2 separate regions of the Mus musculus genome follow, and region 2 is linked to region 1. Evidence: chromatin loops called from intact Hi-C (ENCODE). Cell type or tissue: left cerebral cortex. All regions are shown on one strand. Each heading gives the region's core, and the rest is flanking DNA. Links, peaks and the distances in the headings are about the cores only.

Region 1 (2,908 bases), core at 239-2,738:
GGCCTTCTCCCCATAATGAATCCCCCGAGTCCCAGCTCCCGTCCTGAACCCAATCTGCCTCAACTCTGCATATCCACACACCTCCATTGACGCACCTAGGCAGACCAAACACCCCTAGAGCCCCTCTATATCCACCCTCAGCTACCAGACCTCTCAAACTTAGCCAGCCATTTCCAAAGATCTGATACTGTGCTAGCCCCAGGGTTGAGAGTACCCAGAGGGACTCTCTGAGTACTCTCTGAGAGCAACAGGGATGGCTTCCCAAAGTAGGGGCTATCTGAGCTGGGTCTTGATGGCTGTATAGGAGTTGGCAGCTAGAGACACAGGAGTGGACACTCAGACACTCCGTGGCATGCCCCATTGTCTCCTCCCTGCTGTCCTTTGGAACATCGATGGTGGATGATAAATTGTCACCTTTTTACCTCTCTTTATCCTGTAGTCAGTGGTGAAGTCTGTTGACTCTTGCTATGCCTCCAGCCCTAGAGGAGTAGTCCTTCCTCCCCTCCCTTGTGCAGAGCTTTGCCCACTCTTCATCCCTTGCTGAATTAGTTAAGGTTTTACTGCTGTGAGCAGATGCCATGACCAAGGCAACTCCTATAAGGACAACATTTAATTGGGGCTGGCTTACAGGTTCAGAGGCTCAGTCCATTATCATCATGGCAGAAGAATACCATGACATAGGAAGAGCTGAGAGTTCTACATCTTGTTCCGAAGGCAAACAGGAGAAGACTGGCTTCCAGGGAGCTAGAGTGAGGGTCTTAAAACCCATATCCACAATGACATACTTCCCCTAACAAGGCCACACCTCCTAATAGTGCCACTCCCTGGACCAAGCATATACAAACCATCACACAGCCTACCTTCCATACTCTTCTGCACAGCCCAGCCCCCAACCCTTCACCCTCACACAGGCCCACCCTCTGGCTACCACAGCCAGCTGTGTCTGTGCAAGCAGAATGACATGCTGGCCAGTCACACCCACCTCCTGGCTCCTATGCTGCAGTGGGAGATGGCCTCTGCTCTGCAGAGTTCAAGTACTAGGGACACAGGACAGGACACACGGCGACCACCCAGTGGGGTAGCGTGGGAGCATCCGAGAGCTCTGAGGTGCTCTGCAGTCAGGGTAGCTTCCTGGAAGATGACCTCTGACATGTCCTGTGCCCCTCTCTACATTCTGTTGGCTCTTCTCTGACAACTGACTGTCACTAGAGATAGGGGTGCATGTGGGGATCAGGGTGGGTACGACACAGCATTCAGCAGAGTGGAAGTTCTGGGGTGCAGGGGAGTGGTTCAGCCCAGGGAGACCCTGTGCTCACTTCCCCACTTCCACAACCTACAAAGGAAGCAAAACACTTCCACTTAGAGGGTGGAGTCAGGATTCAAGGGCACCCCAGATTGTGCCTCAGGGAAAGTACCCAGGAAGGTCCTGGTCCCTGGCCGGCCTTCTGCTGCCACCTGCTGGCTAATCTAAGAAGTGACTCCTGGGGTTGTTAATCAGGAGCCAAGGAGATGCTGCAGGCTGGAGGTCCTAGGATACAACCCTCCGGGCAGGCTGGGACTGTTATCACGATGTGCATAAGTGTCTTTGAGGACAAGGTAGTTCAAGACCAGCGAGGAGAGCAGGCTGGACCTTGGGTGGCCCCAACACATGGAAACTGGGCTCCACACATCAGCTGGAAACCCAGGCAGCATGCAGAAGCCTCGCTGAGTCTTACAGAAGCAAGACTTGCACATCCTTGCCCCACCCGGGATGATTCTCCAGAGATAGAGGGTCTCCTGGGGGTGACATCCGTAGCAGTGGCAGAGCCAGCAGTAGCTGGCAGGAGGGCGGAGGTGGGGGTCTCAGGAGTCACAGAACTATATCCAGCAGCTTGAAGCTGAGACCCACGAGGATGTCAGTGCCCCTAAACAGCCTTACTTCCTTTAAAAATAAAGAAAATTGAACACAAATATCAGATATGTAATATATAATGAATGCTACATATAGTATGATGATCAGTATTAATACATACTATGTTTCATAGAGTGAACCCAGGCACACGTTCACTGCTTCCTAAGAGGAAGATACCCAATCCTGTGCAGAGTGACCCAGCAGGAGTCCCTGTGAGGTTGTACACATCTGCCTACACCACTCCTGACAGACACATACCAGGGGGGATTTGTGGTGTGTGTGTGTGTGTGTGTGTGTGTGTGTGTGTGTGTGTGTGTGTGTGTGTGCAGAAGGCTGTAGAAAAGCCAAGCTTAGGCCCAGGGGAATATTTCTGGAGGCAGCTCTGGGAAGGCAGCCCTGTTTCAGTCAGGCTCCTGACCCATCCACCGCCTCCACTGGGTGGTGTGCTTCCCAGCAGCGACACCGTGTGGCAGCAGGAGACCATAGCAACCAAACTGATCACACGCCCCGCCCAACCTCTGCTCCACTCAGGTGGTGATGGGGGCGGGAGGGGGGGGCGGGTGGCGGGGCTCTTCTGGCCTCTGCCATCCTTGGGTTCAAGGATAAGTCAGGGAAGGCCTATGTGGAGGCCAAGCTGCAGTTCTCAGTATGCCCCTGAGCCTGCCTTGTCTCACCTGTCTCCACTCTGTTCTTTGTAAGACACAGCTGTGTAAAAGGCTGCTGGGGAGTCCTTCCGCATCCCAGGAGAGAGCAGTGAGCCCAGGTCACAGCTTACCAGCACCCCAATCAGGTAAGTTTTGCCCCTTATGAGGCAGTAGCACACACACCCCTCCAACGGGCACCAGGGAGCCAACCTACGGGGGCTCTTGGCAGGAAATGGACCATCCTAAGACTGAACCAACCGACGTGGGGAGAAGGTGCCTGCGTCTTTGGAGACCTGAAGATGAGGATGGCCAAGGCGAGGGAGGGAGGGAGGTGGCTGAGGGGAGGCCGCAGCTTAGGAGGCAGCTGTGATGG
Region 2 (2,908 bases), core at 282-2,781, 370 kb before region 1:
GACAGTATTAACAGGAGGCTATCACGAGGAAGCCAGCTTTCAGGGTCTGAGACTTAGCAACTGGTGACAGGCTGTGGCACCTGAGGGAGGAGCCTGGATTAAAACACTTACATGGGAGGGTCCAGGTCTTCTACTTTCTCAGGGGACCTTTTGCCTGGGACCTCCCCTCCCAGGCACCAGTCAATGTGTCTCTTTCTAGGGAGGCCTCCTTTATATTCCTCTGCCTTCTGTCCCAGGTTGCTTTATATGGGGATACATTTAAAAATATATATATATATATATATTAATTTGTATCTGTGTAAGTGTATGCCATGTGGGTTCCTGCAAATCTCCTGGAGCTAGAATTACAGGTTGCTGGGCCCCTCCCTCCCGCTGTGGTGATTTGAATTCTAGGCCATAGAGAGTAGCACTATTAGGAGGTGTGGTCTTCATGGAGGAAGAGTGTCACTGTGGAGGTGGGCTTTGGGGACTCCTATGCTCAGGCTCTGCCCAGTGTGTGGAAGAGAGCCTCCTGGCTGCCTGTGGAATAGAGTTTCCTTCTGGCTGCCTGTGGATCAAGATGTAGAATTCTCAGCTCTTCCAGCGCCATGTCTGCCCGCAGGCTGCCATGCTTCCTGCCATGCTGATAATGGACTGAACCTCTGAAACTGTGTGAATTAATCCCAAATAAATAATTTCTTTGTAAGAGTTGCCTTGGTCATGGTGTCTCTTCACAGTAATAAAAATCTAGGATACCTACATACACATGTTGGGAAATAAACTCAGGTCTCCTGGAAGATAGAGTACTCTTAATGTCTGAGCAAGCTCTTCAGCCCCAATATGGGGATATTCCTGATAAGCACCCACTCTCTTCCCCGGGTCCCCTATAGTATTAATTGACAAGGTTCTAGAATCACCAGAGACAACCCTCTGGGCATGTTTGTGAAGAACTGTCTAGATGAGGTTAGTGTGTGGAAATCTGCCCCCAGTGTGGGTGATAGCATTCCATGGTCTAGATTAAAAAAAAAAAAAGTCAAAGCCAGCTGTCTGTTTTCTGGCTTAATAGATGCAATGTGACAAGCTGCCTAAAGCCCTGTGTCACAAGTCCCCACCACGTGGGCCTGTACTCTCAACCTGTGAGCCAAAAGAAACCTATCCTTTGTAAAATTGCTTCTATCACATATTTTGATATTGCAACAAGAAAGGAATACACCTCTTAGGGAGGTACTTCTTCTCAGCCTTCTCTCTGTGGGAAGCCTCCTTCCTGGAGTCTTGGGAAAGACTTCTTTCCCAAGGGGGCATTTTTGATCAGCGTCCCCTTCCCATGAGGAGCCTCTATCCAAGGTCTTCCTCCATGGCTTGAGGTATCCAGCATCTTTTCCCTATGTGGGAATCTCCGATTCAGGTCTCCCTCAGTGGAACACCTCAACCTCGCATTCCCTCCCCTGGAGTCTCCATTTCAGGTTTTCCTGCAATAGAACTGGTTGGCCTAGCAACACATGCCCTGAGGGTAAGTCTCCTCTGCAGGTCCCCTCCCATGGTGACACCTCTGGCCTGTATCCCTGCTCTTCCTCTCAGGGGCCTCCTTTCCAGGTCTCCTTAGGGACAACATCCATTATTCTGGGGGCGCTGCTTCGGCCTGGTATCTCTTCCCCAGAGGGAAACCTCTGCATGAGTGGACCCCCACCAATGGTGGCCCTTGCTCATGGAAAGCATCTGTCCCTGATAAGACACTCATTCTCTAGGACACTCTACAGGCCACCCCCCCCCCCCCACCCCGACCCCTTCATCTCAGTATTCTGTCCTCTGACGGGGTCTTTACTCCACGTCTCCCCACCGTGGGGACCGAAGACCTCCCCCATCCCACCCTACGCAGGAGCAGGACTTCCGCTGCGCCCCCTCCCCTCAGGCGGGACTTCCGCCCCGCCCCCTCCCCCTCCCCCTGCCGCGTCGCCTTGTCCTCTTCGCCTGAGGCAAGCCAGCTAGTCTCGCGCTCTCTGCCTTGCAGCACCACGGGATCTGGGTGACGCGGGCTGCGGAAGCCAGAGCCGTGCAGACCGCGTCTCCATCTCCTCGCCTGTCGTCTGTCTCCCCCACTTCTCTTCGCTCTGCTCTCCGCCTGGTCAGGCTCGGCCCCAGAGCGAGTGGCAAGATGGCGGCGCCCAGGATGCCACCCTCCCGGCTGTCGGGCATCATGGTGCCCGCACCCATCCAGGACCTGGAGGCCTTGCGCGCGCTCACGGCGCTCTTCAAGGAGCAGCGTAACCGGTAACTGCGCGGGGGCTGCCACCTAGGAAGGAGGAAGAGGAACCATGGAGGGCTCTGGGCTGGGCTGGGCTTGACTGGGCTGGGCTGGGCAGCGGCGAGCGAGGCGGGGCGGCGGGCTCCATCAGCTCGGCCCACGCTCAGGTTGTGGCTCTGTGGCGCTCGCCTAGGCCTGCTCTGGGACGAGGGTTTGGCCAGGCTCTAAGAGGGGCAGACGATGGCGACACTGGTCCCCAAGCCGGCGGCGGGGAAGCTGTTGGTTCGGCTCCTCTGGCGGGGCCCTGAGGGCGGTGGCCAGGGAAGGGAGGCGTGTTCGGGCTCGCTTCTCCCTCTGGGTTAGAGGGCGTTCTGTCCAGGAGCCTGCAGAGCTGGCCTGGCTTCGTGACATCTGCTCAGCATCGCCTCTAACCCTTCTGTTTCTAGCCTTACAAAATGGGAGCTGTGGTGCGTTGTTTTCAGTGCTGAGATGAAATAAACGTGTTTAAACAGAAGTGTGCGAGGCTGTCAGTTCCTGATGGATTTTTGTGGTATGGTTTGCGCTGCAGTTTCCTTGTCTGTTTAATGGAAACAAGGTTCGCTGGGACCTCCTTGGTTGAGTTGACAGTGAGGGTTTAATGAGACGATGCGTGTTACATCCTTAGGCCATGCCTGACACTTAGTACTA

What was found. Peaks named below come from ENCODE experiments on the same cell type or tissue, not always from the same donor. Only the 100,000 strongest peaks of a DNase experiment are listed, where the experiment ranks them.
Region 2: it touches region 1 in a loop (2.7-fold over the local background); 3 of 42 quality-filtered maps call a loop at or near these places.

Annotation. Positions count from the first base shown.
Region 1 is chr15:85,708,065-85,710,972 of GRCm38, forward strand. It overlaps Gm34622 (a long non-coding RNA gene), which reads right to left. Exons shown (of 3, transcript XR_384306.3): 3 at 807-1,921. Among named protein-coding and RNA genes, the nearest start is that of Mirlet7b, 2.2 kb to the left of the region's middle. In left cerebral cortex, for the core only: CTCF peaks have their summits at 1,458 (motif pointing left), 1,658 and 2,370; DNase peaks (open chromatin) are centred at 504, 1,035, 1,462 and 2,322; H3K27ac peaks cover 1,287 bases.
Region 2 is chr15:85,334,334-85,337,241 of GRCm38, forward strand. Atxn10 (ataxin 10) reads left to right here and starts at 1,922. Exons shown (of 12, transcript NM_016843.4): 1 at 1,922-2,247. The coding sequence starts at 2,132. In left cerebral cortex, for the core only: no CTCF peak of the experiment used is centred there; DNase peaks (open chromatin) are centred at 1,657 and 2,109; H3K4me3 peaks cover 1,487 bases; H3K27ac peaks cover 1,542 bases.